4 separate regions of the Homo sapiens genome follow, and all the other regions are linked to region 2. Evidence: read pairs that join two places in POLR2A ChIA-PET (ENCODE). Cell type or tissue: GM12878. All regions are shown on one strand.

Evidence for each region. Peaks named below come from ENCODE experiments on the same cell type or tissue, not always from the same donor. Only the 100,000 strongest peaks of a DNase experiment are listed, where the experiment ranks them.
Region 1: POLR2A ChIA-PET joins it to region 2 with 6 read pairs; 3 of 35 experiments call an interaction of 5 or more read pairs at or near these places.
Region 3: POLR2A ChIA-PET joins it to region 2 with 6 read pairs; 2 of 35 experiments call an interaction of 5 or more read pairs at or near these places.
Region 4: POLR2A ChIA-PET joins it to region 2 with 10 read pairs; 1 of 35 experiments calls an interaction of 5 or more read pairs at or near these places.

Annotation. Positions count from the first base shown.
Region 1 is chr18:23,088,045-23,096,044 of GRCh38, forward strand. No RefSeq gene overlaps it. Among named protein-coding and RNA genes, the nearest start is that of CABLES1, 43 kb to the right of the region's middle. In GM12878, no CTCF peak of the experiment used is centred here; a DNase peak (open chromatin) is centred at 3,507.
Region 2 is chr18:23,418,364-23,426,363 of GRCh38, forward strand. SLC35D4 (solute carrier family 35 member D4) reads right to left here. Exons shown (of 15, transcript NM_032933.6): 3 at 3,004-3,081. Among named protein-coding and RNA genes, the nearest start is that of SLC35D4, 16 kb to the right of the region's middle. RefSeq lists an enhancer at 4,699-4,838. In GM12878, no CTCF peak of the experiment used is centred here; DNase peaks (open chromatin) are centred at 4,628 and 4,908; H3K4me3 peaks cover 963 bases; H3K27ac peaks cover 1,711 bases.
Region 3 is chr18:23,474,513-23,482,512 of GRCh38, forward strand. It overlaps RIOK3 (RIO kinase 3), which reads left to right. Exons shown (of 13, transcript NM_003831.5): 9 at 436-595; 10 at 2,494-2,574; 11 at 2,667-2,756; 12 at 4,805-4,912; 13 at 6,660-8,000. The coding sequence ends at 6,767. Among named protein-coding and RNA genes, the nearest start is that of RMC1, 25 kb to the right of the region's middle. In GM12878, no CTCF peak of the experiment used is centred here; no DNase peak of the experiment used is centred here; H3K4me3 peaks cover 753 bases; H3K27ac peaks cover 2,122 bases.
Region 4 is chr18:23,626,269-23,634,268 of GRCh38, forward strand. ANKRD29 (ankyrin repeat domain 29) reads right to left here. Exons shown (of 10, transcript NM_173505.4): 5 at 7,783-7,881; 6 at 3,585-3,683. Among named protein-coding and RNA genes, the nearest start is that of ANKRD29, 33 kb to the right of the region's middle. In GM12878, a CTCF peak has its summit at 3,314 (motif pointing right); DNase peaks (open chromatin) are centred at 1,248 and 3,383.

The DNA.
Region 1 (8,000 bases), 330 kb before region 2:
ACCCTGTCTCAAATTAAAAAAAAAAAAAAAAAGGCCAGGTGCAATGGCTCACATCTGTAATCCCAGCACTTCAGGAGGCTGAGGCAGGCAGATCACATGAGGCCAGGAGTTTGAGACCAGCCTGGCTAACATGGTGAAACCCTGTCTCTACTAAAAATACAAAAATTAGCCAGGCGTGATGGCACATGCCTGTAATCCCAACTACTCGGGAGTCTGAGGCATTAGAATCGCTTGAACCCGGGAGGTGGAGGTTGCAGTGAGCCCAGATCATGCCACTACACTCCAGCCTGGGCGTCAGAGTGAGACTCTGTCTCAAAGAAAAAAAAAAAAGAAAGAAAAGAAAAGCAGAAACCAATTTGGATATTTTAAGAGGAACTCAAAGGGGATTTATTATATAAGAGCTGAATGAGTGGAGAAGCCAAACAGAGAATAGCAACAGCAGGAAGTACTAAGGCTGGAAGACACAGAGTGAACGGAGCCCAGGATTCGGCATCACTGGGCAGATGCCGGAGCTGTTCACAGAGACACCACTCTTCCGGTAGCTTCCATGCTATATCAAGCCAGAGAGGACAAGGAACTTGAGAAGTGTAGTTCCCTGAGAGAGCTGATGGGAGCCCCGGAAGGCACGGAATGGGTGTGGTGGCAAACAGAGCACCAAGGGAGCAGGCTCCATGACTTTCAGCCCTGGAGGTGCGGCTCTGTGGCCCCGGGTGTTCTCCCAGGCCTCCTCTTAATCCATCTCATCCCAGTAAACCTCGCTGATGGGGACTGTGAAAGATGCCCCGCTCTTCTCCATGAGGGCTGGCCAGCTTTGGGGGAAATACGAATCTAAGTTTTCTGTTGTTTTTCTAATTAAGTTTTAAAAATAATTTTCAAGGAAGAAATTAACACCTCTACATTAGAACCAGGTGCCATATTTAAATTTCAAGTGGTTTTTAGTTTATCTCAAATGAATAAGTCTTTCTTTTCAACATTTAATATTCAAATACCTGTTCATAAAAATGCGTCTTCACCCTATTTTTGCCATATTTATTCCCTAGGGGATTTTCTTGGTTTGAGTCTTATGTTTAGCAGACACTTCAAGTCGACAAATTGAAATTGGCCGGCCATGGTGGCTCACGCCTATAATCCCAATACTTTGGAAGGCTGAGGCGGGCATATCACCTGAGGTCAGAAGTTTGATACCAGCCTGGCCAACATGGTGAAAACCGGTCTCTACTAAAAATACAAAATTAGCTATGCGTGGTGCATGCTGGTAATCCCAGCTACTTGGGAGGCTGAGACAGGAGAATTGATTGAACCTGGGAGGCAGAGGTTGCAGTGAGCCGAGATCACGGCACTGCACTCCAGCATGGAACACGAGAGCAAAACTCCATCTCAAAAAAAAAAAAAAGAGTTGGTGGGGGGCCGGGCACAGTAGCTCACGCCTGTAATCCCAGCACTCTGGGAGGCCAAGCCAGGTGGATCACGAGATCAAGAGATCAAGACCATCCTGGCCAACATGGTGAAACCCCATCTCTACTAAAAATACAAAAATTAACTGGGCGTGGTGGCGGGCGCCTGTAGTCCCAGCTACTTGGGAGGCTGAGGGAGCACAATCACTTGAACCTGGGAGACGGAGCGTGCAGTGAGCCGAGATTGCGCCGCTGCACTCCAGCCTGGCGACAGAGCGAGACTCTGTCTGAAAGAAAGAAAGAAAGAAAGGAAGAAAGAAGGAAGGAAAGAAGGAAGGAAGGAAGGAAGGAAGGAAGGAAGGAAGGAAAGAAAGAAAGAAAGAAAGAGAAAGAAAGAAAGAAAGAGAAAGAAAGAAAGGAAGAAAGAAGGAAGGAAAGAAGGAAGGAAGGAAGGAAGGAAGGAAGGAAGGAAGGAAAGAAAGAAAGAAAGAAAGAAAGAAAGAAAGAAAGAAAGAGAAAGAAAGAAAGAAAGAGAAAGAAAGAAAGGAAGAAAGAAGGAAGGAAAGAAGGAAGGAAGGAAGGAAAGAAAGAAAGAAAGAAAGAAAGAAAGAAAGAAAGAAAGAGAAAGAAAGAAAGGAAAGAAAGAAAGAGAAAGAAAGAAAGAAAGAAAGAAAGAAAGAAAGAAAGAAAGAAAGAAAGAAAGAAGAATCTCCTTTAAATTAGAAGGAAACTCTTAGTGTACTGCAGGATTCCTTTGCTAGGCTGAGCCCCAGTTGTCTGAAAGTCATTTGCCCAAAACATTTAACACTAACTCCTGAAAAATTCTGTACATGCTAAGAAGATCTGAACCACTTAGTGCAATAGGAATCTGCTAAAAAGCACCTAGGATAAGGGAAAACAACATAGAAAATCTGTATTTCTTCTTCTTCTTTTTTTTCCAAGACGGAGTCTTGCTCTGTCACCCAAGCTGGAGTGCAGTGGCATGATCTCAGCTCACTGCAACCTCCCCCTCCCGGGTTCAAGAAATTCTCCTGTCTCAGCTTCCCAAGTAGCTGGGATTATAGGCACGCACCACAACGACCGGCTAATTTTTGTATTTTTAGTAGAGACGGGTTTTCACCATGTTGGCCGGACTGGTCTTGAACTCCTGACCTCGTGATCCACCCACCTCAGCCTCCCAGTGTGTTGGGATTCCAGGCGTGAGCCACCGCGCCCGGCCGAAAAATTGTATTTCTATTCACAATGAGACAGGACTATTAAAACCACATGTTTATTTTTGGAAACTCTAATCTTCAGTAACTCTCATTTACAGTTCAACCACAATATGAAAACCCTTTATTATTTTATATCCAACTTTTATTATAAAAATAATAAATGCCCATATAAATATTTGGAAAATAAAAAGTATAATAATTCATGTTTTTAAAGCCATAACTTCAACATCTGATGATAACCTCTGTTAATACTGCAATGCCTATCTTGTGTGTGTGTATAAAACAACCTTGTAATCATATCACACATAGTTTTATATTCTGATTTTTATCATTTATCACTTTATCTTATGGATTTCTCCACACTAAAATGTTGCCCATTAAAAACTTATTATTATTATTACTATTATTATTATTTTGAGACAGAGTCTCTGTTGCCCAGGCTGGAGAGCCCTGGTGCCATCTCAGCTCACTGCAACCTCCGCCTCCCAGGTTAAAGAGTCTCCTGCCTCAGCCTCTTGAGTAGCTGGGATTACAAGCACGCACCACCACACCCAGCTAACTTTTGTATTTTTAGTAGAGACGGAGTTTCACCATGTTGGCCAGGCTGGACTCAAACTCCTGACCTCAAGCAATCCACCTGCCTCAGCCTGTCAAAGTGCTGGGATTACAGGCGTGAGCCACTGCACCCAACCTAAAAAATTCATTTTAATTGGCTCATGATACTTCATTGTTTGACAGTACTATAATTTATTAAATGATTTCCCTATTGTCAGACATTTAGGAACCACACTACAATTTATGCCTTGACAATCCAACATGAAAAGACTGTTTTTTTTTTTTTTGTCTTGAAAAAGGAAGTAACATCATCCCGAAAGAAGCTGGTATTTCCTCTTCTCAACCTCTGGTTCTCTCTCTTCACTGTCTCTGGTTTCATATTAACTTCATTTGAAGGCTTCTTCTTTTGCTATATTAAAGAATAGGAGTGAGAAAAGCAGCTACCACCTAGAGAAACTCTGACCAAAGGAGTGGCAATGGACGATTAATAAAATGATTATTTTAAAGATAAGCTTTGTTCTTGTTCTTTATAAATTGCAAGTCATGGCTGAATAATCATTTTTAAGAATATGTGTATATTTTTAGCCAGTTTTGGTGGCACGTGCCTGTAGTCCCAGCTACTCAGGAGGCCAAGGCAGGGGTATTGCTTGAGCCCAGGAGGTCAAGGCTGCAGTGAGCCATAATGGCGCCACTGCACTCCAGCCTGGGTGGCAGAGCAAGATCCTGTCTCAAAAAAAAAAAAAAATATATATATATGTGTGTGTGTGTGTGTGTGTGTGTGTGTGTGTGTGTACACATATATATTCCTTTTTAAAATATATATATATATATATATATTCTTATTTTTAAGATGCTTTAGATGAGTCAGTGTTCTCCAGATAGATGGATCCAATAGGATATATAGAGACATGAGAGGGGATTTATGAGGGGAATTGGCTCATGTGATTATGGAAGCTGAGAAGTCCCATGACAGGCCATCTGGAAGCTGGAGACCCGGGGATGATGGTAGTGTGGCTTTGCCCAAGTTCGAAGCCTCAGAACTGGGGAAGCCAATGGTATAACTCTCAGTCCGTGGCCAAAGCCCTGCGAACTCGGGGCTGGTGGAGGAGGATGCTGGTGTAAGTCCCGGAGTCCAAAGGCCAGGGAGCCTGGAGTCCTGCTGTCCAAGGGCAAGAGGAGAAGGCCGTCCCAGCTCCAGGAGAGAGCATGAGACTCTGCCTTCCCTCTGTCTTTCTATTCTCTGTGGTCCACCAGTCGATTGAACGTTGCCTGCCCACACTGAGAGCAGATCTTCCCTGCTCAGTTCACCAAATCACAATCCAGTCTCCTCTGGAAACACCTCACCAACACATCCAAAATGATGGTTTACCACCTCTCTAGATATTTCTCAATTCATTCAAGTTGACACCTAAAATTAACCATCACACTTAGAAATCCCTGTTATGTTGGCTGGGCACGGTGGCTCACACTTGTGATCCCAGCACTTTGGGAGGCCGAGGTGGGTGGGTCGCCTGAGGTTAGGAGTTTGAGACCAGCCTGGCCAACATGGTGAAACCTCATCTCTACTAAAAATACAAAAATTAGCTGGGCATAGTGGCGGGTGCCTGTAATCCCAGTTACTCAGGAGGCTGAGGCAGGAGAATCACTTGAACCTGGGAAGTGGAGGTTGCAGTGAGCTGAGATTGCGTCACTGCACTCCAGCCTGGGTGACAGAGTGAGACTCCATCTCAAAAAAGAAAGAAAGAAAGAAAAGGAAATCCCTGTTATGTGAGTGATGAGTTATGAATTCCACAGAAGGCTGTGATTAGGTATCTGTTTTGATTTATTTGGGATACCCATTGGTTTTCTTTTTCTTTTTCTTTTGAGACAGAGTTTTTCTCTTGTTACCCAGGCTGGAGTGCAATGGCGCAATCTCGGCTCACTGCAACCTCTGCCTCCTGGGTTCAAGCGATTCTCCTGCCACAGCCTCCCGAGTAGCTGGGATTACAGGCGCCTACCATCACATCTGGCTAATTTTTTGTATTTTTAGTAGAGACAGGGTTTCACCATGTTGGCCAGACTGATCTCGAACTCCTGACCTCAGGTGATCTGACCCCGTCGGCCTCTCAAAGTGCTGGGATTACAGGCATGAGTCACCGCACCCGGCCTACCCATTGGTTTTCTTGTGACCTTTTGTATTTTTGTAGTAGGCATCAATGATTTGGAGTGGGATTGGTCCTCTCGTGTGTGTGTGTGTGTGTGTGTGTGTGTGTGTTTATTTTGAGACAGAGTCTCACTCTGTCACCTAGGCTGGAGTGCAGTGGCACGATCATAGCTCACTGCATTCTCAAACTCCTGGGCTCAAGCAATCCTCCCTCCTTACTCCCAAATAGCTGGGACGACAGGCGTGTACCACCATGCCCAGCTAATTTATTTTTTTTTTCAGACGGAGTCTCACTCTGTTGCCCAGGCTGGAGTGCCGTGGCGTGATCTCGGCTCACTGCAAGCTCCACCTCCCGGGTTCACGCCATTCTCCTGCCTCAGCCTCCCGAGTAGCTGGGACTACAGGTGCCTGCCACCATGCCTGGCTAATTTTTTTGTATTTTTAGTAGAGACAGGGTTTCACCATGTTAGCCCGAATGGCCTCGATCTCCTGACCTTGTGATCAACCTGCCTCAGCCTCCCAGAGTGTTGGGATTACAGGCGTGAGCCACGGTGCCCAGCACCCCCCCTTTTTTTTTGAGACAGAGTTTTGCTCTCATGTTCCAGGCTAGAGTGCAGTGCCGTGATCCCGACCTCAGGTGATCTGCCCGCCTCGGCCTCCCAGAGTGTTGGGATTACAGGCGTGAGACACTGTGCCCAGCCTACCACTGCACCTTCTAATCTGGGGTTCATGTTACAAGTACAAAGGAAGATAAAGCAGTGAAAATTATGTCCCTTTTTAGGAGTGGAATTTGGATAGAAGACTCTTCTGCTGAGATGTTTGTAAACAACAGGTCACCTGCTAATTGAATAGAAGGATCTAAGCATTCCTTTGGGGTGCTACCTATGAGCATTGAACATCTCCTTCTTTCCACAGGAGCCATGTGCAGCTTGAGTATCCAGGGGTCATCCAGTCTGTTTCTTCTTCACTCAAGTCTACACTCTTTTTAAACACCCATCTAGAGGTAGAGCCAGAGGGGAGTTACATTTGGGAGGAAAAAAGAGAGAAGGGCTATGATTCATGGAGAGAACTGGCTCAAAAACTGCAATCCAGGTCAAGGTCACGGCTCCCAGCGTAAACTGAAGAGCCAGGGACCCTCGGCATCAATGGCTTGGCTCTTGGCACCGCTTCGGGTCAGGCTTAGTGTTGATACGGTTCATCAATTTGTTTTCAGAGAGCTGCCCCAAAGTCAGCAGGGTCAGTCAGTTCTAACCAGCAGGCAATCGAATAGCCAGCAAAGGCACCCCAGGGAGGGGGAGGAAGGAAGAAAGTAGGACGCCCGACTTGATCATGCTAATCCTTTAAGAACCCATCCGGCAGAGCCCAGTGTTTCAATCTTCTGCGCATATTAGCACTCAGCCATCAACCGACCCAACACATTTTCTCCTCATTTGCAAAATAGTTCTACAGACAAAATTGAAAAGCCATCTCTTTGGTTTCCTTAAGTACTGGGATGGGAACTGTAACTCCCATCAGTTCATCAGCAGAAGGACATATCTTTTTTTCCAATCTGCAAGACAGGCAAGGAAACGGGAGGATTGGTGAAATCATGGACTCAGAGCTCCCAGCCTGGGAGACAGCTTTCCAGGGAACCCGAGGAGGGGTGGAAACAGACGTGCTATTCGGGTGGTGTTAAACTATATTTCGCTCCACCCGAGAGAGATGTGAATGCCAATTGCCTCATATAGATCACCAAACTAGCACAGATGAAACACAGAATAGTAACAAAACTTGCATGATCCAAACAGCTGCTGAAAGTCTCCTTCTGCCAAAAACACAGAGCATCTGGTAAATCCTGAACTTGTCCTAGCATTTTTGTCAGAAGGTAAAGGAAAAAAGGAAGGTGGCTCCAACCCTGGAGTCAAGTCTGGCAACCCAGGAGGCAGGTGTGGGTGATATGGAAGGGAGGGGTCTAGACTGTTAAGCAAGTAAAGAAAGTAAGGAAGGGTTAAGTGCTTCACCTTAACCTTTGTTGATTTAAAAAAGATATCAGAAAGTTCGGCTGGGCGCAGTGGCTCCTGCCTGTAATCCCAGCACTTTGGGAGGCTGAGGCGGGAGGAGGGCTTGAGGCCAGCAGTTCAAGACCAGCCTGGGCAACATGGCGAAACCCCGTCTCTACGAAAAATACCAAAATTAGTCAGGTGTAGTGGTGCACACCTATAGTCCCAGCTATTTTGGAGGCTGAGATGGGAGGATTGCTTGAGTCTGAGAGGCAGAGGTTGTGAGTGAGCAGCACTGGAAGGTGGAGATTGCGCCACTGCACTCCAGAGGGGGCGAGAGAGCAACATTCTGTCTAAAAAAACAAACAAACCAAAAAGATATCAGAAAGTTTATCCAAAAGGTACATGCATTTGATGATACAATGTCTATCATTTGCTTCAAAATTAGTGGCAGCAGAAAAGGAGCTGAGGATAGCTAGGTGGGAGTATAGAGAAAACAGGATTGTCAGCCGGTCTGGTGGTGCACACCTGTGGTCCCAGCTACTTGGGAGGCTGAGGCAAGAGCATCCCTTGAGCCCAGGAGTTCGAGGCTGCAGTGCGCTGTGATTGTGCCAGTCAGAAGCCACTGCACTCTAACTCAGGCAACATAGTGAGATCTGTCTCTAATAAAAAAATAAGAAAGAAAGAAGGGAAAAGACAAACAGGATTGTCTATG
Region 2 (8,000 bases):
TATTATTATTATTATTATTATTTTTTGAGACAGGGTCTCACTCTGTCACCCAGGCTGGAGTGCAGTGGCGTGATCTCGGCTCACTGCAACCTCTGCCTCCCTGGCTCAAGCAATTCTCCTGCCTCAGCCTCCCAAGTAGCCATGCTGGGCTCATTTTTGTATTTTTAGTAGAGATGGGGCTTCACCATGTTGGCCAGGCTGGTCACCTCAAGTGATCTTCCTGCCTCGGCCTCCCTAAGTGCTGGGATTACAGGCATGAGCCACCACACCCGGTAGAGGAGCCAAAAGTATTAATATTATGCTGAATATATTCTCAAATCTTCTCCAGAGTGCCAAAGGAGTGACTTAACAATTAAGCAGTTGGCCGGGTACGGTGGCTCAAGCCTGTAATCCCAGCACTTTGGGAGGCCGAAGCGGGTGGATCACGGAATCAGGAGATTGAGACCATCCTGGCTAACGTGGTTAAACCCCGTCTCTACTAAAAAATACAAAAAATTAGCTGGGCATGGTGGCACGCGCCTGTAGTCCCAGCTACTCGGGAGGCTGAGGCAGGAGAATGGCATGAACCCGGGAGACGGAGCTTGCAGTGAGCTGAGATCGCGCCACTGCACTCCAGCCTGGGTGACAGAGCGAGACTCTGTCTCAAAAACCAAAAAAAAGAAAAAAAAAATTAAGCAGTTAATCTGATTAACGGAGAAACTGGGCAGAGTCATCACAAGGTGAATGACTTAGCCTGCTCATTCAGCTGGGATGTTTACTTTATTCATATTAACCTTAGCTTAGTTTTCTTTTCACTTTGTGCATCATTTCAGGATAGGAAGGATGTTCTCAAAGAGTTAGGAGGATATCTAGGTGAGGCAGGAGTAGATAACCAGTTCAGATTATAGTTTTGGCTAGATAATGTCATGGTCTTTAAAATTTCTTTTTTTTCTTTTTTTTCTTTTTTGAGACGGAGTTTCGCTCTTACAACCCAGGCTGGAGTGCAGTGGCGCAATCTTGGCTCACTGCAACCTCCGCCTCCTGGGTTCAAGCGATTCTCCTGCCTCAGCCTTTCAAGTAGCTGGGATTACAGGTATGTGCCACCACGCCCAGCTAATTGTGTATTTTTAGTAGAGACAGGGTTTCACCATATTGGTCAGGCTGGTCTCGAACTCCTGACCTCAAGTGATCCACCTGTCTCGGCCTCCCAAAGTGCTGGGATAACAGGCATGAGCACTGTGCCTGGCCTAAATTTCTTTTAAACATATTTAAAAGGCTGTTTTAATAGAATCATAACAACTAATGTAATGTGTGATCTGGATTGGACCTCGTACTAGAATTTTGGAGTAGAGGGCTACAAAGCATACCATCGAGATAACTGGCAAAATACGGTCTTTAAATGAGATAACAGTATTGTATCAATGTTAATATCTCCAGATTTTGATAATTTTACTGCAGTCCTCTAAGAAAATGTCCTTGCTCTTAGGAAATACACCCTAAAGAATTCAGAAGTAAAGAAAAGAGACATTTCCTGTCAAATCTACAACTTACTTTCAAAAAGTTCAGGGAAAAAAAGTTTATATATTTATATACGTATGTATGCATATACATATATACATATATACATGTACAGTACATCAAGACAAAATGATAGGGAAAGCATGGTAAAATAAGGGAATCGCCGGGCACAGTGGTTCATGCCTGTAATCCCAGCACTTTGGGAGGCCAAGGTGGATGGATCACCTGAGGTCGGGAGTTCAAGACCAGCCTGACCAACACGGAGAAACCCCGTCTCTACTAAAAATACAAAATTAGCCAGGCGTGGTGGCGCATGCCTGTAATCCCAGCTACTCAAGAGGCTGAGGCAGGAGAATTGCTTGAACCCAGGAGGCAGAAGTTGCAGTGACCTGAGATTGCGCCATTGCACTCCAGCCTGGGCAACAAGAGCGAAACTCCATCTCAAAATAATAATAATAATAATGAAATCTGAGTAATGGGTAGGGGAGTTCATTGTATTATTCTAACTTTTCTATAGGTAGGAATTTTTTTTGAGGCAGGGTCTCTGCTGTGTCTCAGGCTAGAGTGCTGTGGTGCAATCACAGCAAACTGCAGCCTTGACCTCCCAGGCTGAGGTGATCCTCCCACCTCAGTCTCCCAAGTAGCAGGAAACACAGGCATGCACCACACCTGGCTAATATTTTTCTTATTATTTTTGTAGAGGTGGGGTCTCCCTATGTTGTCCAGGCTGGTCTCAAACTCTTGGGTTCAAGTGATCTTCCTGCCTTGGTTTCCCAAAGTGCTGGGATTACAGGCATGAGCCACCATGCCCAGCCAGAAATAATTTAAAATAAGAAATTTACTAAAAAAAAATTTTAAGCTAATATAATTTCATTCATCATATCCTATGATCTAAAACAAAGCAAAATTAATTTGACATTATAAAATATATATCTCAATTAACTTTTTTCCCCACACTACATCAATGTATCAGTTAATACTATATTAGTGGCATTATTACCCAGGAAAATACTATTTGAATTTTATCTGAAAATAAAATCACTAAACCTCACGGTTAGAAGGGAACTAAGAGATCAAACAAATCAAACAAACCTCTGTTTTGGCTGGGCATGGTGGCTCACGCCTGTAATCCTAGCATTTTGGGAGGTCAAGGCAGGTGGATCACTTGAGGTCAGGAGTTCGAGACCAGCCTGGCCAACATGGTGAAACCCCGTCTCTACTAAAAATACAAAAATTAGCCGGGCATGGTGGTGTACGCCTGTAATCCCAGCTACTTAGGAGGCTGAGGCATGAGAATTGCTTGAACCTGGGAAGCAGAGGTTGCAGCGAGCCAAGATCATGCCACTGCACCCTAGCCTGGGAGACAGTGAGACTCTGTCTCAAAAATAAATAAATAAGTAAATAAATAAACCTCTGTGCTTCCAGTGTAACACCATATGAAATTATATAATATCAAAAGCAAGCAGAGTGTGAATCATGCATGAGTCCAGCATAGAGAGGTTATACCTTGAACTGCTGTTGATCTCTACCCAGCCCAGTTTCCAGGACACATGAAGCAAAAGTCCACCAATGAGCGTCTGCCACCTGGAAAGGACAAGGGGCAATGTGAATTTCATAGAGTGCTACAGTCTCCAACACCATCCAGCCCCAGCAGATCTGCTGACTGACACAAAGAGACAAGTTCAACTCTATTTACTACTCTTTTCTCCTACTCTCTCCCAATTATCCCATTTCTCAGACCTTTCCTTCTCAATCTCTACTATTTCCTTGAGTCCAGCTGTCCAGCAAGTACTGACATTGACATTCTTCTCCTCTTTTTTTTTTTTTTTTTTTTGAGACGGAGTTTCGCTCCGTCGCCCAGGCTGGAGTGCAATGTTGCAATCTCGGCTCACTGCAACCTCCGCATCCCAGGTTCAAGCGATTCTCCTGCCTCTGCCTCCTGAGTAGCTGGGATTACAGGTGCGTGCCACCATGCCTGGCTAATTTTTTTGTATTTTTAGTAGAGACAGGGTTTTACCCTGTTAGCCAGGGTGGTCTCAATCTCCTGACCTCATGATCCTCCTGCCTTGGCCTCCCAAAGTGCTGGCATTATAGGCTTGAGCCACCATGCCTGGCCTCTTCTCCTCTTATTCTAGACTTTTCCTGAACAGCCTCACTCATAGCCACTGCTTCTCCCACTGCCTCTACATTGATGATTCCCAAATCCCCGTTCTCACTTGGATACTGCCACAATATCTCCCACAATATCTCCCACAAGCTCTCAATGATTATTATTATTGTTTTTATTCATAGATTTGGGGGTATATATGCTGGTTTGTTACATGGATATAGTGAGTAATGGTGAGGTTTGGGCTTCCAGTGTCCATCAACTGAATAGTATACCTTGTGCCCAATAGATACCGTTTCAACCCTCAGCCCCCTCCCATCCTCCCTACCAAGCTCCCAGTGATAACATGCCTAAATCATTACCCCGAACCTCTCCCTCAAATCATCCTCCCTATCCCCAATCAGCCAAACCAGAAACTTAGGTGGCATTCCACCTCACCTCTTTGGCCTTCACCTCCCTCGTCTAAGCACAATATCCTATTGATTTTATTTATCCCCATAACAGCATTCAAATCTGAAGTCTTCCCCACCAACCCTCCTGCCTCTGTCTCAATTCAGGCTCTCATCATCTCATGCCTGGCTCACAGCATTAGTCCCTTAACTGGTCCCCCTCTCTCCAAGGTTGCCCCCCATCCATTCTTTACTTTGCAGTCAAAGCGTTTGTCCTAAAATGCAAATTTAATTGAGCTACTCGCTTGTTTTAAAAACAGATGATTCTTCCTGCTGCCACAGGCAGCAACCCTCAGCCTCTTTTCTGTCAACAACACATTCGGGGTCATGAAGCTCACCTGAGACACACAGCCCCCAGCATGCACAGTGCAGGGGCAGCACAGGTCACAAACACCCCTCCCCCCCCCAATGCAGAAAGCACATCAGAATGCCAAATGAGTGAGAGGGACAGCTGCTTGCTCTAATTGCTTTTTCATTTTACTTGAGTCATTCATAAATGTCAAAACCCTGTTTTTCATGATAAATGACTTGAGACACCACACCTCAGAAGTGACTATGACCACAACCCACCCATGTGTTGCGACACTACAGTTGAGAACTCTGGCCTAAAGGACAAGTCACTTGGGTGTGACACATAAAGTCCTTCGGGACTTGCACCCGCCCCTCTCCACGGTCAGCTCCTGTCTGTCTGCTATGTGCAGCCACATTCCAGCCACAGCAGATGGCCCACAGCCTTGGGAACATGCCAGGCCATGTCATACTTCTAGGAGTCTGGTTGTGCCATCCTCTTGCCCCATAATGTTCTTCCCATCTCTTTGTCTGTAGTGAACACCTGCTCAGCCTATAACACCCAGTTTGCACATATCCTGTGTGAAGTTTCACTGACCCAGCCAAGCAGAACACACCAAATGTGGGTCCTGCCTTCAAACAGTTTGGTCCAGTACAGTGATTCTCAACCAGGCAATCTTCCCCTCCAGGGGGCATTTGGCAGTGTCTAGAGAAATGTTTGGTTGTTACAACCGGGGGAGAGGAGCGGAAGGTATGCCACTGGAATCTAGCCAGTAGAAGCCAGGGATGCTGCTGAACATCCTACAATGTGCAGGGCAGTCCCCGCTGCAAAGAATTATCCAACTCAATATGTCAGTGGCTGGAATGTCATTCCAAGGTTGAGAAACCCCGGTCTAGTGAAAGTAAGGTAATTAATCAATAATTACAAGAAACTGTGTGAAGCCCTAAAAGGAAGTGTACCAGGTACTATAAGCCACTCTACTGAGGGCAACTAACCTAGTCTAGTGAGTGGGTAAGACTTCCTAGAGAAAATAAATTTGAGCAAAAACCCAAAGTGTGTTCAAAGCAGAAGACCCAGAAGGGACAAAGGCCCAGAAGTGAGAACAACAATGGCTTGATTCAAAGCTTCTTGGAGAAGTTCATTTGGTCTGGACCCCAGCACCGGAGCACTGGAGAGGGGGCAGCAAGGGCTGACCCTAGAGAGAAGGGGCTGATCCTGAAGGACCACGTCAATCATAAGGAGCTGGGACTTCAAACTGGGGACTCACTGAAGGGTTCCAGGCATGGGAGTGACACGTCGCATTTACATTTGGGGAAGCTCCCTCTCTTTACAAGGGAGGGAATGTTACTGAGAGAAGCAAGACTAGGGGTAAAGAAGTAAGTTAGGAGTTTTTATAGTAATTGGAGAGATGACAATGGCCCAGAAAGGGGCAAGATGGATGAAGAAAGTGGACAGATGCTGAAGATGTCTAGGAGGCCCTGGTGGCTAACTGGATGTTGAAGATGAAGGAGACAAAGGAAACAAGAATCACTCCCAGGTTCTGAGTTGTGCAGTTAAATGGAGGGTAACCATTCACTGCAGGTGAATTTAAGCAACAGATGGAATTTAAAAAGCAAGCTCCATGAGGGCAGGGATCTGTTTCCTTCACTGATGTACCCCAGGCATCTGCAGAATACGTTACTCTGCCCTACCAGACACCAAGCATTGTTCTAGGCACTTGGAATACTCCAGTGACAAAATGGGTAAGTCAAAATTCCTGCCTTTGTAGATCTTACATTCTATGGGGGAGGTGCATTCAGTCTGTCTCATCCAACCAAGGACAGGGAAAAGAATGGCAATCCAAGCGTAGAGATTACCCTTTCCTATGCACATTCGCTAAGTCCCTCTACCTTTAGAGATGTGGAAAGACAACCAGAACCAAAAAAACGCTTGCTACTCTGTAAGAGAGAAACCAGTATCCCAGCTTTATTGACTAAAATACCCGTAATCACAGAAGACACTTTAAAACTTTTGCTATGAGGCTGGGCACAGTGGCTCACACCTGTAATCCTGGGAGGATCGCTTGAGGCCAGGAGTTCAAAGCTGCAGAGAGCTATGGAGTACATGCCACTGTACTCCAGCCTGGGTGACAGAGAGGGAGCCTGCCTCTACAAAAACAAACAAACACGTTTGCTATGAAATATTAGGGAGGAGCTTGACAAAGTATTTTAAAGTTCACCTGAAATAACAAAGTGGTGATAATATAATAAACATTTTTTTAAAAGAAGAATGAGGGATGGCTTGCTCTACTACATATTTAAATGGTTTAATAATTAAAACAATTCAGCACTAGTCCCTTAACATCAAAATTGACAAATACTTACCCAAAAAGAGACCCTAGAAAAATGACTTTATTATTTTTTATCTTTTATTTTTGGGACAGTCTCGCACTGTTGCCCAGATTGGAGTGCAGTGGCATGATCTCAGTTCATTGCAACCTCCACTTCCTGGGTTCAAGCAATTTGCGTGTTTCAGCCTCCCAAGTAGTAGGGACTACAGGTGCTCACCATCACACCTGGCTAATTTTTGTATTTTTAGTAGAGACAGGGTTTCATGATGTTGGCCAAGCTGGTCTCAAACTCCTGGCCTCAAGAGATCCTCCCACCTTGGCCTCCCAAAGTGCTGAGATTACAGGTGTGAGCCACTGTGCCCAGCCAAAAAAATGACTTTATACAGATGCTCTTCAACTTAGAATGGGGTTATATCCCAACAAATTGATCATACATTGAAAATGTCATAACTGAAAGAGCATTGAATACACATAACCTACTGAACACCAGAGCTTGGCCTCGCCTACCACAAACATGTTCAGAACATTTATATTAGTGTGGCTGGCTGAGAGCTGCAGCTCACCACTTGCTGCTACTGCCCAGCATCAGGAGAGAGTATTGTAGGGCATATCTGCCTGGGAAAGAGCAAAACTCAAAAGCTGAAGTATGGTTTCTACTGAAAGCATATTGCTTTCACACCATTGTACAGTCAAACAATTGTAAGTCCAACCGTCGTTAAGTTGGGACAGTCTGTATATGATATTAACAATCATATACAGATTATTATACCTTTGGACATAAGGCCAAAGGAAGGATTATACAATAAATGAGGCTAGTATAAATTAGTTAACTACTGGGGAAGGGACAATTTCCTTACATTGCACCATACACTAAATTAAACTGACAACAATTAAAGCTTGAATAAAGCTTTAAGGAAATACAGGTGAATATCTAAATGATGATTATGCCTTTGGGCATAAGGCAAAAGGAAGGATTATAGAATAAATGAGGCCAGTATAAATTAGTTAACTACTGGGGAAGGGACAATTTCCTCACATTGCACCATACACTAAATTAAACTGACAAGGATTAAAACTTGAATAAAGCTTTAATGAAATATAGGTGAATATCTAAATGGTTTTATGATGGAGAAGAAAAAAACATAAAAGCAATGGAAGCAATCATGAAAGAAACAATCAATATATTTGACCACATAAAAAATATTTAAATAATCAAAATAATTATAAACAAATTAAAAGGCAAAGAACAAATTGCAAAAATTATTTCCAAAAACATGATGGACAACAGGTTGAGCTCCTTAAAATATAAAGAATTTATTAAATTCCTAT
Region 3 (8,000 bases), 56 kb after region 2:
GCTTGCCTGTCTTTGTAGCCTCAGCCCACATTGCCCTTCCTCCTACTCACAGATCCAGCTATGTTGATTGATATACATTCCCCAAATGGACTGTGCTCTTGAACACCTCCCTGCATTCCCTTGCACTGTCTTTATCTGGCTAATTCCTGTTCCCTACCTCTTCTTCTAATAAGCCATCCTTGGTGCTGTGTGCTCCTGTAGCTCCTACCCATACCTCTGCCAGTGCGTAATTGTAATTGTCTCTTGTCTGTCATTTCCATCAGTCCCTGAGCTCTCTATGGGCAGAGGCTGTGTTTTACTGTCTTTGTATTCCCACATCACCAGGGTAGAACATAGTGCCAGCTCATTGCAGGCCCTGATTAGATATTTATTGAATAAATGACATATTTTCTCTCCTTCTGATCTGTATATTCTGAATCATTTCTTTATGTATAGAATGCAGAGAGCTGGAATTCCTTGTCCAACAGTTGTACTACTGAAGAAACACATTTTAGTTATGTCTTTTATTGGCCATGATCAAGTTCCAGCCCCTAAATTAAAAGAAGTAAAGCTCAATAGTGAAGAAATGAAAGAAGCCTACTATCAAACTCTTCATGTAAGTTGTGCTTTTAAAAGAATTCACACACTACCTTTAAAAAATATTTCCTCTAAACTTTAAAAAAATTTCCTTAAAGAAGCCAGGCATGTTGGCTCACACTTGTAATCTAGAACTTTGGGAGGCTCAGGCAGTAGGATCACTTGAGCCCAGGAGTTTGAGACCAGCCTGGGCAACATGGTGAAACCCTGTCTCTACTAAAAATACAAAAAAATTAGCTGGGCGTGTGCCTGTAATCCCAGCTACTCGGGATGCTGAGGCAGGGGAATTGCTTGAACCAGGGAGGTAGAGGTTGCAGTGAACCAAGATTGCACCACTGCACTCCAGCCTGGGTGACAGAGTAAGACTCTGTCTCAAAAAAAAAAAAAAAAAATTAAAAATTAGCTGGGCACACACCTGTAGTCCCAGCTACTCGGGAGTCTAAGGTGGGAGGATCACTTGCACCCAGGAATTTAAGGCAGCAGTGAGCTATGATTGTGCCACTGCACCCCAGCCTGGGCAAGAAATAGAGCAAGACCCTATGTCTTAAAAAACAAACAAAAAAACCCAAGTTCCTTAGATAGTGCTATTTCAAGGTGCTATAACAAAGACAAGTTGAAGTTTGTGAAAGAATGTTAACACTGAAGAGTTGTTTTTCTATCAATATGTGTGTGTCTTAAATAGTTTTAGAAAACTTACAGACTTAACCAGGGAAGTCGTCATTGTTAGGATTAGTGACACAGTGCATGAAGCTATTTTTCACCAAACTTCATTAAATAAAATTTGCTGTTAGTACATTTAGCAAAGTGCCTCATTAGTTTGTGAGCTTTCATGAATGTTATAGTTTTTTGGGGCTTTTTTTTTTTTTTTTTTTTTTCAAATAAGAGACAGGGTCTCACTATGTTGCCCAGGCTGGTCTCGAACTCCTGGGCTCAAGTGATCCTCTTGCCTCAGCATCCCAAAGTGCTGGGATTACTGGTGTGAGCCACCACACCCAGCCATTGAATGTTACAGCTTTAACAGTGAAGGAAAGGAAGCAGGTCTGGTCTCATCATAAGAGAGTGATGATGAAAATTGAAAACAGTAGGGAGTGCAGGTGTTAAGTTGGAAGGCATGTTGGGAATCTCAAGGAAACTACATGCTTTGAAATAGCAACTGAATTCAATCTGAGGGCCTTCCAGGTTGAGACAATGCTCCTAATACTGCCATTATCCCTCTGTGTTTTAATTGAACACTGGAGAAACTTAATGTGCTACTTTATGCAATCTCCACATGAAGCTGTCATGTAATGCAGCCATTGATCTAGATATGGAAATTTTAATCCAAATTAATTTTTAAAGATATAGCTAGAAAGGTGATCCACCTTTCTCTGCCTCCAAAGGTAAACATTGAAAGGAAAATCAAGTATGTTTTTCTGGCCTCTTTGGGAGGTGGGGTGGCTGGGGAAGAGATTAAATAGTGATGAAACTTTTCTATTTAATTCTATTAAGGCTGGAAAACAAATGCATTAATGTTGATTTCTACTGTAAGACTTTGAGGGGGGCTGGGCGCAGTGCTCACGCCTGTAATCCCAGCACTCTGGGAGGCCGAGGTGGGCAGGTCACGAGGTCAGGAGATTGAGACCATCCTAACTAACATGGTGAAACCCCATCTCTACTAAAAAAAATTACAAAAAATTAGCCAGGAGTGGTGGTGGGTGCCTGTAGTCCGAGCTACTTGGGAGGCTGAGGCAGGAGAATGGTGTGAACCAGGGAGGCGGAGCTTGCAGTGAGCTGAGATCACACCACTGCACTCCAGCCTGGGCGACAGAGTGAGACTCTGTCTCCAAAAAAATAAAAAATAAAAAACTTTCAGGGGTGTCATCATCAATAATACCACTTAATTATTCATTTCCTAATGTGTGCCTTCCCTCTTCACAGTTGATGCGGCAGTTATATCATGAATGTACGCTTGTCCATGCTGACCTCAGTGAGTATAACATGCTGTGGCATGCTGGAAAGGTGAGGAGCACATTTTGTTAACATTCAGATTTAATTACTGTAAGTAAAATTTAAAATGTAAATACATCAGTTCATGTTCTGTATTGAAATAGGTCTGGTTGATCGATGTCAGTCAGTCAGTAGAACCTACCCACCCTCACGGCCTGGAGTTCTTGTTCCGGGACTGCAGGAATGTCTCGCAGGTAGACGTGTAAACCAATATGCCTTTTTTTGTTGGATGTAACAGCTGCAGGTATTTTTCTCACTCCTAAGATAAGTAAGAGGACCATATTCTTAGAAATTGAAGGAAGGGATACGGGCTGCTTTCAGGACAAGGATATAAAGATCAATTTGTCATATTTCATTTTGCAAGAATTTGATTCCATGTCTTACAGTTGGGTAAAATGTTCAAGGGGTGCCAGGTATGGTGGCTCACGCCTGTAATCCCAGCACTTTGGGAGGGTGAGGTGGGTGGATCATTTGATGTCAGAGGTTCAAGACCAGCCTGGCCAACATGGTGAAACCCCATCTCTACTAAAAATGCAAAATTAGCCGGGCATGGTGGCAGGCGCCTGTAATCCCAGCTACTTGGGAGGCTGAGGCAGGAGACTCACTTGAACCTGGGAGGCAGAGGCTGCAGTGAGCCAAGAACGTGCTACTGCACTCCACCCAGCCTGGGCAACAGAGTGAGGCTCCGTCTCAAAAAAAAAAAAAAAAAAATATGCCAGGTGCAGTGGTTCATGCCTGTAATCCCAGCACTTTGGGAGGCCAAGGTGGGTGGATCACCTGAGGTCAGGAGTTCAAGACCAGCCCGGCCAACATGGTGAAACGCTGTCTGTACGAAAAATACAAAAAAATTAGTTGGGTGCGGTAGCGTGTGCCTGTAATCCCAGCTAGTTGGGAGGCTGAGGAAGGAGAATCACTTGAGCCTGGGAATCGGAGGTTGCAGTGAGCCAAGGTTGCGCCATTGCACTCCAGCCTGGGTGACAGAGCAAGACTCCTTCTCCAAAAAAAAAAAAAAAAATGTTAAAGGGAATAAGTGAGTGTTTTGGCTCCTTGTATATAAGCAGTCGAGTAGACATTTAATGTGTGCATAGTGCTTAAACAGAAGCTGGTGTGCCTGTATGCTTGCTGCCATTATTACCATTAAAAGAGGGACAGTCTCTATTGTGGGACAGTGTCTGATCACTGTCACTGTGAAGCATGGTAAGAAGATTAGGTGGCTGGGCATGGTGATTCACGCTTACAATCTCACACTTTGGGAAGCCAGGGAGGGAGGATTGCTTGAGCCCAGGAGTTTGAGACCAGCCTGGGCAACATAGTGAGACTCCTATCTCTACAAAAAAATTTAAAAAGTAGCTGGGTGTGGTGGAACATGTCTGTAGTCCTAGCTGCTTTAACTGGGAGGCTGTTTTACTAGGGAGGCTGAGGCAGGAGGATTGTTTGAGTCCAGAAGTTCAAGATTATAGCGAGCTGTGATTGTGCCACTGCACTCCAGCCTGGATGACAGTGCTAGGCCCTGTCTCTTAAAAAAACAAAACATATATATATATATATATATATATATATATATATATATATATATATATATATGGTAAAATTTAGTAAGCACAGGGTTGGGTCACACTTGTTTGGCATTTCTAAGGGAAATGAATTGTTGGCAGTAGATTCAGATAGCAATGATCTTTCTAAAGGATAGAGTAACTTCATATTGGAAATAACCTCTGAGCCTGCTTGAAATTTTTAATTTCTGGGGTTTAGTGAAAGTATTTCCTTTACATATTCAAAGCAATGCCAAGTGGTTTTATTTATAGCACTCATTTTTATAGCTATAGAAGGTGCAGTGGTATGAGCTAAATCCAGAAGGCAGGATGGATGTGTGAGAGGATGAAAAGCAACTAGAACCTGAGTATAGTCCAGCTTGGAAGCAGGAAAATCGATGGTTGAGAAATGAGGCAAGGAATGTAGTGGCTCAAGAGATCCTCCCTCCTTGGCCTCCCAAAGTGTTGGGATAACAAGGATAACAGGAGTGAGCCGCCATGCCTGGCTGAGCCAGTAATTTTTACTCTCTTAAAAACTAGGTTATTCCTAATGATTCTGCCTTTGAGTTGAAATTACTGTGTGTGTGTGTGTGTGCGTGTGCACACGTGCATGCATCCAAGTCTTTTTATAAATGTGCTGCTCCCTGTTTTTAGTTTATAAGAGAACATTGCTAATACTTCTTACTGACTTTCTTGTATTTCCTTACTAGTTTTTCCAGAAAGGAGGAGTCAAGGAAGCCCTTAGTGAACGAGAACTCTTCAATGCTGTTTCAGGCTTAAACATCACAGCAGATAATGAAGCTGATTTTTTAGCTGAGGTATGTGATAAACAGCTGTTTTTCACCTTGCTGGTCATGCAGAACTGCATAGAGGAGATAACTGAAACCCAGAGCTAGTTTTATCCTCCCTTTCCCCCAAAACAAAATTAATTTGAGATTTTTCTTTTCTTAAGATGTTTTTGGTTTTTTCTTTTTTTCTTTTTTTTTTTGAGATGGAGTCTTGGTTTGTCACTCAGGCTGGAATGCAGTGGCGTGATCTTGGCTCACTGCAACCTCTGCCTCTTGGGTTCAAGCGATTCTCCTGCCTCAGCCTCCTGAGTAGCTGGGATTACAGGTGTGTGCCACCATGCTTGGCTAATTTTTGTATTTTTGGTAGAGACAGGGTTTCGCCATGTTGGCCAGGCCGGTCTTGAACTCCTGGCCTCAAGGGATCCACCCACCTTGGCCTCCCAAAGTGCTGAGATTACAGGCATGAGCCACTGTGCCCGGCCTGTTTTTTTCTATACTTAAAATTCAGAATACACACACAGCAAAACATTTCTTCACGGAGGGCACCATTTGGTTAAGATGGGCAAACTGTACATTTCCAGTAGACTCCTATTTCCCCTATTTAATGAATGAGGAAGTTGAACACTCTGAGTGATACAAAAAATAGTAACATGTGGTCCCTGCCCTTTACTAAACATAGAAAGTTAGAAGTGCCTATCTTTGGAAATACCCGGTTATTATAATATCAGATCTAGAGAACCATGAAAAAGCTTCCTCCAGAGAAAGTCTCTTAAAATTGAACAAAATCTAAAAGGTGAAATAGCAGTTAATTATTCCCAACATTATACCAAAGCAGAGAGTGATTACTGAGTCTGTTCCAGAAATCCCCAGGATGACTTGAGTTTGGGTAAGCTGGGCCTAGCCTAAGGCTAGAGAGAAATAACAGAAAGATGGTAAATTCATTCTTCCAGCACAATACAGTTGCTCAGTAAGTAAGTGATACTGTTGTTTGATGAATGGTAGAGTTTTCTTTTTCCTGTTTCTGGAATGTTTTATAGAATACATTTCAAAACATAGATGATTCCAATTGCTAGCTGGATAAAGATAGTAAATATTGACCCTTGCAATCAAGTTAAAAAAAATACATGTATGTATGACTATTTGTGTATACTTGGATGCACGCACACACACACACACACACACACACACACACACACATAGTAATTTCAACTCAAAGGCAGAATCATTAGGAATAACCTAGTTTTTAAGCGAGTAAAAATTACTGGCTCAGCCAGGCATGGCAGCTCACTCCTGTTATATCTGTTATCCCAACACTTTGGGAGGCCAAGGAGGGAGGATCTCTTGAGCCCAGGAGTTTGAGACCAGCCTGAGCAACATAAACTCCATTAAAAAATAAAAAATAAAAAAACTGGCTGGACACGGTGGCTCACGCCTGTAATCCTAGCACTCTGAGAGGCCAAGGCGGGTGGAACACCTGAGGTCAGGAGTTCGAGACCAGCCTGGGCAACATAGTGAAACCCGTCTTTACTAAAAATACAAAAATTAGCTGGCGTGGTGGCACATGTGTCCCAGCTACTAGGGAGGCTGAGGCAGGAGAATTGCTTGAACCCAGGAGGCAGAGGTTGCAGTGAGCCGAGATTGCACCACTGCACTCCAGCCTGGACGACAGAGTGAGACTCCATCTCAAAAAAAGAAAAAAATTACTAGCACAATCTAAAATATGGTTTCTGTGAAAAGTAGGATTTTGACAAATGGATTCAATGTATTATTTTTGTAGATAGAAGCTTTGGAGAAAATGAATGAAGATCACGTTCAGAAGAATGGAAGGAAAGCTGCTTCATTTTTGAAAGATGATGGAGACCCACCACTACTATATGATGAATAGCACTAATACCCACTGCTTCAGTGTTAACACAGCAGTGATTGTCAGCTGCCAATAGCAAATGAAGTTATGGGTGACTTGAAATACCAAAACCTGAGGAGTGGGCAATGGTGCTTCTGTGCTTTTCCCCCTTGTAACCCATGTGCCAGATGTGTGGAATTTTTAGCTCAGCATTGAGAGAATAAAATGTCACTACCTCTCATCTTATGAACAGGATAATATAATTCTTTAACAGCTATAGGTTATCTGGCTGAAGTAGACCTAATTTTATGTGACTTGTGGTGTAAAATGTCTTGATGATAATTTTTAAAACTTGGGTAACACTTCCAAATATGGGAGGAAAGGACAGATGTGTTTACAAGGGAGGATTTTACAACATACTTGCTTTATTCACCTCCCTGTTTTGTGTTGCGTCTTTCCTTGAATATTTTATTGGCCCAGAGTTAGCCTTTCTCAATTATGTTTCCAGACTGTGGCCGTGATTCTAAAGGAAAATGTGTGCTCTTTAGTGGGTAGAACAAATGGAAATTTGGTTTCAGAATGGCTGACAGAAATCGACATAAGTCATGTAATTTTTGTTGATATATCATGAAAATGAACAGAATTCTTTTTCCATACTTATATCTAAGAAAAGGCATCATAGGTTTCTGAAAGAGATAACTATATAACAGCTTTTTAACTATCCAGTCAACTTTCAGCTTTTCTACATTTAGGTAAAATGGTTAGGATATAACTCATGGTGTGGCTAATCTACATTTATCAATAAAATGTAAATTATCTGAAAGGACAGAATATAAGATTTAACCATGTTTGACGTATTTTAATTTAGTTAATGAAGCAAAATTCAGTTTATATTTCACTAGAACTGTGTACTTGATTGATTTTCAGAGAAATATCACAAATTAGAAATATTAAATCTAAGGATGAAAGGTATATATAAAACAATTTGGGGGCCAGGCACGATGGCTCAAACCTGTAATCCCAGCACTTTGGGAGACCAAGGCGGGTGGATCACTTGAGGTCAGGAGTTCAAGACCAGCCTGGGCAACATGGCGAAACCCTGTCTCTACTAAAAATACAAAAATTAGCCGGGTGTGGTGGCACTTCTCTGTAATCTCAGCTTCTCAGGAGGCTGAGACAGGAGAATCGCTTGAACCCGGGAGGCAGAGGTTGCAGTGAGCTGAGATCATGCCACTGCACTCCGGCCTAGGTGACAGAGGGAAACTCCATCTCCAG
Region 4 (8,000 bases), 210 kb after region 2:
CCAGCCTTCAAAGAAATACTGTTTAGCACATGAAAAAGACTAGATAGAGATGAGTTAACTGACTAACCTCAGCTCTGGGTTAACAGGATCAGACCTTTGCATTCTATTAAAGTATTGTTTTAATAAGGTGGGTGAGTGGAGTTGGGAAAATATATGTCGAGGCATTTGGTTAATAGAAAAATAGAAATAGCCACTCAGCTAGTGATTAAAAAGGTCTGACTCATAGCAACTCAACTTGGTGAGGACACGTGGAAAGAAATGAAAATGAATTGTTAGAGTGAAATCTATATTTCAATGATCTCTGTGACTCTTGACCTTTTGGCTTAGGACAATATGGAAGGAAAATATTTTTTGAAGTTTCAAATCAAGAACATAGTCTTCCTACTGTCTGGCTATGACTAGATTTGGGATTATGATTCCTCATCCCAAAGTACTAAAAAGGTCTTCATTTAGTTCTCAGTGATAGAGTTACAAAGAAAAGTCATCCCACTACCGTTCAGATTCCCTGAAGCTCATATCAAATGTCAGCTGAGTAATTTCAATGTAACTTTGTCAACATCCTGTTACAGGATACCGTAATAAAATGGTAGGGCTTCATAGAATGTCAGTGCAACAATTACAAATCAGATTTAGCCAAAAGTATTAGGAAATTAAACCAGGCAGGTATTCCTGTCCTCATTTTGTAAATTCAAGGATTTTCCAATAATGACTCAATGTGTCAGCTGAGATTTCAGAATAAAACATTGGTTTCCAAATGCTCTACCTATAGAATATAGGTAGGCCATGTGCAGGCCATGTGCAGGCATGGCACTGTTTTCTTGGAACATAATAAATATGCAGAGTTTACACTTTCAGAGAAGACGGAACTTGAGCTAGTCTGACCTGGATAGATAACAACCTCTAATTATAAGCTCACAGTAGGTAATAAAAATTATTATGATTTGAGGGCACAATGGGGTGAGTGTACTCTGTAAAAAGGAAAAATTCCATTGCCTTTTTTCCCCAAAGCAATTCTTATTTTATAAGACACCCTTTTCCTGAATAACAATTCTTTTAGGGCTGAACTCAAAATAATTCAAAACAATTTCATTAGATGCAGTCTTTAGAAGTTGTAGCACTTGCTCCTTGACCAGAGGGTGGATCCCTGCACTCAAAGACTAGGTCATCCACTTTGACCAGGTTATCCTAACTCTTGAGGAAGAAAAAACAGCTATGGCGTGTTGTGGCTACTGCTGCAATGTTGGTTTACTCTTTAACTTCTTGGCTTCAACATCACGGCATGACTCATTTTAGGTTTAAGTGGGCATGGCTCATGCAACATTTGAAATATAATCTCTTATATCGACTTGGTTTTTTACAAGCAGTACTTTAGGCATATAAAGAATAAAATTCAAAGTGCCAGAAATTATTTTGGAAGGATGTACTAATAGAGAGACTTGATAATCTTGATAACCTCACATTCTAAATTCACAGTGGTATCTTCAATAATGGCCCCCAAATCAAACTTAGGCAATCTAAAAATAACCAATTCCTTTTACTAATTTTAGTAAAATGAATCATCTGATTCAGAATCAATCAACAATAACAAAATAAGAAGGACCAATACGAAAATATTAAACTCCAGTCCTCGAAAGTCAACTCTAGCAGGACGAAAGTAAAAGTTTTTTTGAAACTGCTTCCTTTCCCAGGAGTATTCCTGGGGCCACCTAAGAATAACTTTACAATTCTAAAAATATAACCTTACATTGATACATTACATTGATTACAATGTCTGGCACATGGTAAGTACTCAAGAAATATTGATTGAATGTTGAATAAAACAATTATTTAAAATGTGGGCATTTGAAGAGATCATCAGGCTCATGCTGCTCAGCCTCCTAATTTTCAATGATGAAAGTCAGGCCCAGAGAGGTTGATTCACTTGTTCAAAACCACACAGCTCAAATTATTGGCAGAGATGGATTGAGAACTTGGGATTCCTGACCTCAAAACCACTTTGCTTTCCTGACTTCAAACCACTCTGCCCAAAGGCTCTTTATTTTTCTCAGGCTCCTTATGTGCTTGGGCTTCTAAAGACCAGAGAAACCTGTGTCCAAGAGCTCAGACCAACCTTAAAGTTCTCATAGCTATTCATTATGTGAACACAGAGAGGCATTCCTGTATCAGGTCATAGTACAGTGGAGATGTGCCTGGGTATGAAATCAGCTTGACTTTTTCCTAGGAAACTACCTTTATAGTAATGTTTCCTTAATTCGAAATGTTTTGTTAAAAATAAATTAATCTGGTGCCAGGCATGGTGGCTCACACTTGTAACCCCAGCACTTTGGGAGCCCAAGGTGTGTGGATCACTTGAGGCCAGGAGTTCGAGACCAGCCTGGGCAACATGGCTCTCTACCAAAATGTATCTCTACTAAAAATACAAAAATTAGCTGGGCATGGTGGCATGCACCTGTAATCCTAGCTATTTGGGAGGCTGAGGCACAAGAACCCAGGAGGCGAAGGTTACAATGGGTCGAGATCATGCCACCACACTCCAGCCTGGATGACAGAGCAAGACGCTGTCTCAAAAAAAAAAAAAAAAAAAGTTAATCTGGACAAAAATAGTACCTACACAAGAGAAGCTAATTATAATACTGTACATTTGGAAGGTTCTTCACTGTTTATAAAGTGCTGCCTGTATAATCTTGCATTTCTGTTCTTTTTTCTTCTTTTTAAAAATCATTACTCTTTTTTTGAGACAGAGTCTTGTTCTATTGCCAAGACTGGAGTGCAGAGGCGCGATCTCGGCTCATTGCAACTTCTGCTTCCCAGGTTCAAGTGATTCTCCTGCCTCAGCCTCCCAAGTAGCTGGGATTACAGGCATGCGCCACCGCGCCTGGCTAATTTTTGTATTTTTAGTAGAGACGGGGTTTCATCATGTTGGCCAGGCTGGCCTCAAACTCCTGGCCTCAAGTGATCCTCCTGCCTCGGCCTCCCAGGGTGCTGGGATTATAGGCATGAGCCACCACTCCCAGACTACATTTCTGTTCTTTTACTTTCAGTTAATTGAATTGCTAGCTGTTAGCTTGCTGTTGGTAAATGAAGTCTCAACAGCATAACAATTGTGAGAGATGAAGGTGCAGAACCTCCTAATGATTCCAACGGCATGGGCTCCTCTTTGGCTTGGTGGAAGAAGTGGTGGGCAGGTAGTAAGGCAGCATTATCAGCAGGGGCCAGGCTACTTGGCCCACATCTGTTTACCTATGTCCCAGGCCAGCCTGCACTCATTAGATCAGTGCAGCCATAATTTGTTTGCACAGGAGGTGGCAGAGTGTGTACTTGTGTACTTGACCTCAGACATCAAATACTTAAGTTTTGAAAGTACTGAACTGTGATGTCAGCTTGGTTTCATAGGCTTTCAGGCCAGCTCAGAGCATAGAACAGGAGATACCCTAATCAAAGATTAACTTTTCATCACAGAAGCAGAAGGGTTTAAAGGATGCCTTGAGCTTACTGGTTATCTCAGGTATGTGCTGCCAGCGGACACCCAGCCCTCCCTGCCCCATGCGCCATGTGCTCGGGCAAATGTCAACAGTGGACATTACCTGCCTTGGCTGGTTGACTTTTGCTCCTGAAGCCAGCAGTAATCGAATAACATCCAAGTAACCACCTTGGGCAGCTAGGAAGAGGGCAGTGGCTCCATCCTGAGAGAGAACAAATTAAAAGCATTAAAAACATTATCTTTCACACTTATTTTAAAAGAAATTAGGGCGGGTGCAGTGGCTCATGCCTGTAATCACAGCACTTTGGGAGGCCTAGGTAGGTGAATCCAGGAGATAGAGACCAGCCTGGCCAATATGGTGAAATCCCGTCTCTGCTAAAAACACAAAAATTAGGCTGGGCACGGCGGCTCACGCCTGTAATCCTAGCACTTTGGGAGGCCGAGGCAGGTGGATCACCTGACATCCGGAGTTCGAGACCAGCCTGGCCAACAGGGCGATACCCCATCTCTACTAAAAATACAAAATAATTAGCCAGGCGTGGTGGCGGGCACCTATAATCCCAGCTACTCCGGAGGCTGAGGCAGGAGAATCGCTTGCACCTGGAGGCAGAGGTTGCAGTGAGCTGAGATCGCGCCACTTCATTCCAGCCTGGGCAAAAGAGCAAAACTCCTCCTCAAAAAACAAAAAATCAAAAAACAAAAAACAAATAAAAATACAAAAATTAGCCAGGTGTGGTGCTGCATACCTGTAATCCCAGGTACTCGGGAGGCTGAGGCAGAAGAATCTCTTGAACCCAGGAGGTGGAGGTTACAGTGAGCCAAGATTGCATCACTGCATTCCAGCCTGGGCAACAGAGTGAGACTCTGTCTCAAAATAAATAAAATAAAATAAATTAGATTTAAAATATACACATTTAATATAATTTTCCATCTCCATCTCTTTGTAGGTTTCCACCTTTTTGTCAATGAAGAGCCAAATGTTAGATATACAAATCCCCCAAACCTCATTTTTAAAAAATTTATTTTTAATATATTTTTAAATTTCTAAAAATTCTTTTTTTTTTTAATTAGCTGGGCGAGGTGGCATGTGCTTATAGTCCCAGCTACTTGGGGGCACTGAGGCAGGAGGATCACTTGAGCCTGGGAAGTTGAGGTTACAGTGAGCCATGTTTGGGCCATTGCACTCCAGGCTTAGGGAACAAAGTGAGACCCTGTCTCAAAAAAAAAAAAAAAGAAAAAAAAGAAAAAAAAATTGAGAGTAAAAGGTGTCCTTTTAATTAGATCTTTCCTACCCTTTTCTCTTTCTTGTCCCCTTATCCTTGTTCCCCCAACATGAGGGTTCTGCAAGAATTAAGATACAATATGCAGCTGGGTACGATGGCATACACCTGTGGTCCCAACTACTCAAGAGGCTGAGGCAGGGGGATTGCTTGAGCCCAGGAGTTCAAGACCAGCCCTGGAAACATAGCAAGACCTTGTCTCTCTCTCTCTTCTTTTTTTTTTTTTTTGAGACAGGGTCTCCCTCTGTCACTCAGACCTTGAGTGTAGTGGTACGACCACAGCTCAATGCAGCGTCAACTTCCTCAGCTCAAGCGATCCTCCCACCTCAGCCTCCTGAGTTGTTGGGACTACAGGCGTGCATCACCACATCCAGTTAATTTTTTAAAAAAATTTATAGTAGAGACAGGGTCTTGCTATGTTGCCCAGGCTGGTCTCGAACTCTTGGGCTCAAGCGATCCTCCTGCCTCTGCCTCCCAAAGCACTAGGATTACAGGCATGAGCCACCATATCCAGATGACCCTGTCTCTAAAACAAAACAAGACAAAACAAGACAAAACACAAAAGAACCCTGAAAGATGTTTTCAATACAACTGCCCTAGAAACCATCTCCACAAAGTGGCTCTCTGCCAGCCCAGCAGACACCAACAACACCTATAAACACAAAAAAGCACTCCTGCATAAAGCCCAGAGCAAGTGCCCCTTTTCCAGTGCTCTTTAGTTTTCGTCTTAACTGAGTATCTATGCCTTCTGGGCATTTCTGTTTTCTTGGACACATGTCACTCGGTGCTTTCGGCAGACGTGTGGATCAGCTGAGAGCATGATCCCCGGATGCTCCCTTCAGCCTGACAACATTCGCAGCGCAGGGTGAGCTTCATTGTTTTCAGACCACGGTGGAAAACCAGAGCACACCCTAGAGGAAAACACCTAGCAAACCCAGCTAATTACCACACCTCCCATTGGGAACACTAACCTCAAGCAAAAATATAAGACATGTTTCCCTGCAAGTCCAGCCACGTGTGTCACGTGGAGGGTCCTGGATTTTCAGTGGGCGTCAGCAGAGCTGCCAAACTGCCCTCCAGGCAATCATTAAGAAATTAATCAGCCTGTACAGATTTTCAAGCAGATGTTTTATATGGGGATAACATTTTCGGAAAGTCTACCATGTCCTTAGCTGCTGAAAACTCTCAGCAATTTTCTTTTTCTTTTTCTTTTTTTAATTTTTTTTTAACTCTCAGGAATTTTCCAAGATGAACTACCCATGCATTGAATTTTTCACTGTGCATTCCAAGTTTTGGTTCTGCCCCGCCCATCCATATTTCAATCGTTTTTAAGAAAATATTTAGATTGTTTGGGTAAAGGTAAAGGTCTTAATATAAAATGGAAGTTATAATGCATGAAATTTCTTGAGTCACCTTAAAACAGAGAGGAAATTACTATGGGAAGGGGCTTTTCTTTTCACCAAACACTTTGGCTTTTCCTATTCAGTGTGTGTGTGTGTGTGTGTATATATATATATATTACACACTCTCAGATATACTCTACCTATATATAGCCAAAGACATATCTAACCTTTAGACCTGTGCTTCTTAGATTAGGCTACATGTGAGAACTACCTGTTGCCCAAGCTGTGCCTTCAGAGACTCCAGTTTTGTTGGTCTGGAGTGGGCCTCAAAATAGTATTTTTTTAAACTTTCCCAGATAATTCTAATGGGCAGCCAGAGTTGAGAATCGCCTCTTTAGATCATTATCAAGTAATTCAATCATTCTACTGGTAATGTTGCAGGCTCAAAGTGTGTTACAGATTTTGAAGTGCAGAGGGTGAGGCTAGCTGCTATGAATTTCAAAGAGGCCTGTGATTTGTCAGGGTTAACCATGTAAACTCTGGAAAGGGTGTTCAAATGGAAAAGTTCACACCTACAGAGCTCATTACATGTCTATGAAAGTATAGTGCCCCAGGCATAAGGGTTAAATGCCTACCTGTAGGACAGCCTAAAATACGGTTCCTAGATAATTGGAAGTAGGAATTTTTCCACTCTTCACCATGAGACTGTCAAGTCTATTCATCTCCCTATATTCTATTTTCGCTTACAAAACTGGAGTAATGTTTGCCATAAATCCTATGGCATTATAGCGACAATCAATTGAAAGGCCCTTGGGTGATGATGTACTAATTGACAGTTAGCTGCAAACAGACCCGCACTAGCAGTGGATGCCTTTCACAGGTCAATGGCATGTGTATATTTCACAGAGGTCTTCATCCATCCAACCTCACTTTTCTACCAAATACCTTAGATTTCTCCTCTTTGTGCCCTTCCTCACAAATACTACAACAGTATATTTTTATATCCAATGAGCGCATTTAGAAAAATTTTGTATATTTTGGTTTTCAGCAAGTCCATATGCTGGGCTTTGTAGTTTGTCATGGTACGAATAAGTATCACATGATTTTTGAAGGCCTTAATTGCATAGGTACACGAAATGTTTCATCTGCACAACAGATTTAAAAGGGAGAACAAAGATGGGTAAATAAGATAAATGGTTTCATTTTTTGTCGGTGGGGGACAGAGTCTCACTATGTCACCCAGGCTGGAGTGCAATGGTGTGATCTCAGCTCACCGCAACCTTCACCTCCTGGGTTCAAGCGATTCTCCTGCCTCAGCCTCCTGAGTAGCTGGGATTACAGGCACCCGCTACCATCCCCGGCTAAGTTTTGTATTTTTAGTAGAGCCGGGGTTTCACCATGTTGGCCAGGCTGGTCTCGAACTCCTGACCTTGTGATCCACCCACCTCGGCCTCCCAAAGTGCTGGGATTAGAGGCGTGAACCACCGCGCCCGGCCAGATATGTGGTTTCTATATAAAAAAAGCCCATCTGGTCCGCTATATATTTTTCTCTTGACTCAGACCCAAGTCCTACTGTCCATTAAAGTATTTTTGAAGTTGGCATTTCTGGCATCTGAATTTAGACTGCAATTTTGTATGTGATGAGAAATGTCCTAATGTCCCCCTGAAATGCACTCACATAAAGTTGGTCATGGATGTTTGCTCCGTGCTTCAGCAAGGTCTCCACCACCTGCATGTGCCCGTACTGACTGGCAGCCAACAGGGCGGTGCCCCCGTCCTATGGACATGCAAAGTATAAACACATTAGAGGTGGCGCAGGCACATAATTCACCAGCAGATGTTCCTCACATACATAGAATTTAGGAAGAGAGTTTTCCCAAAGATAATAACAAACTC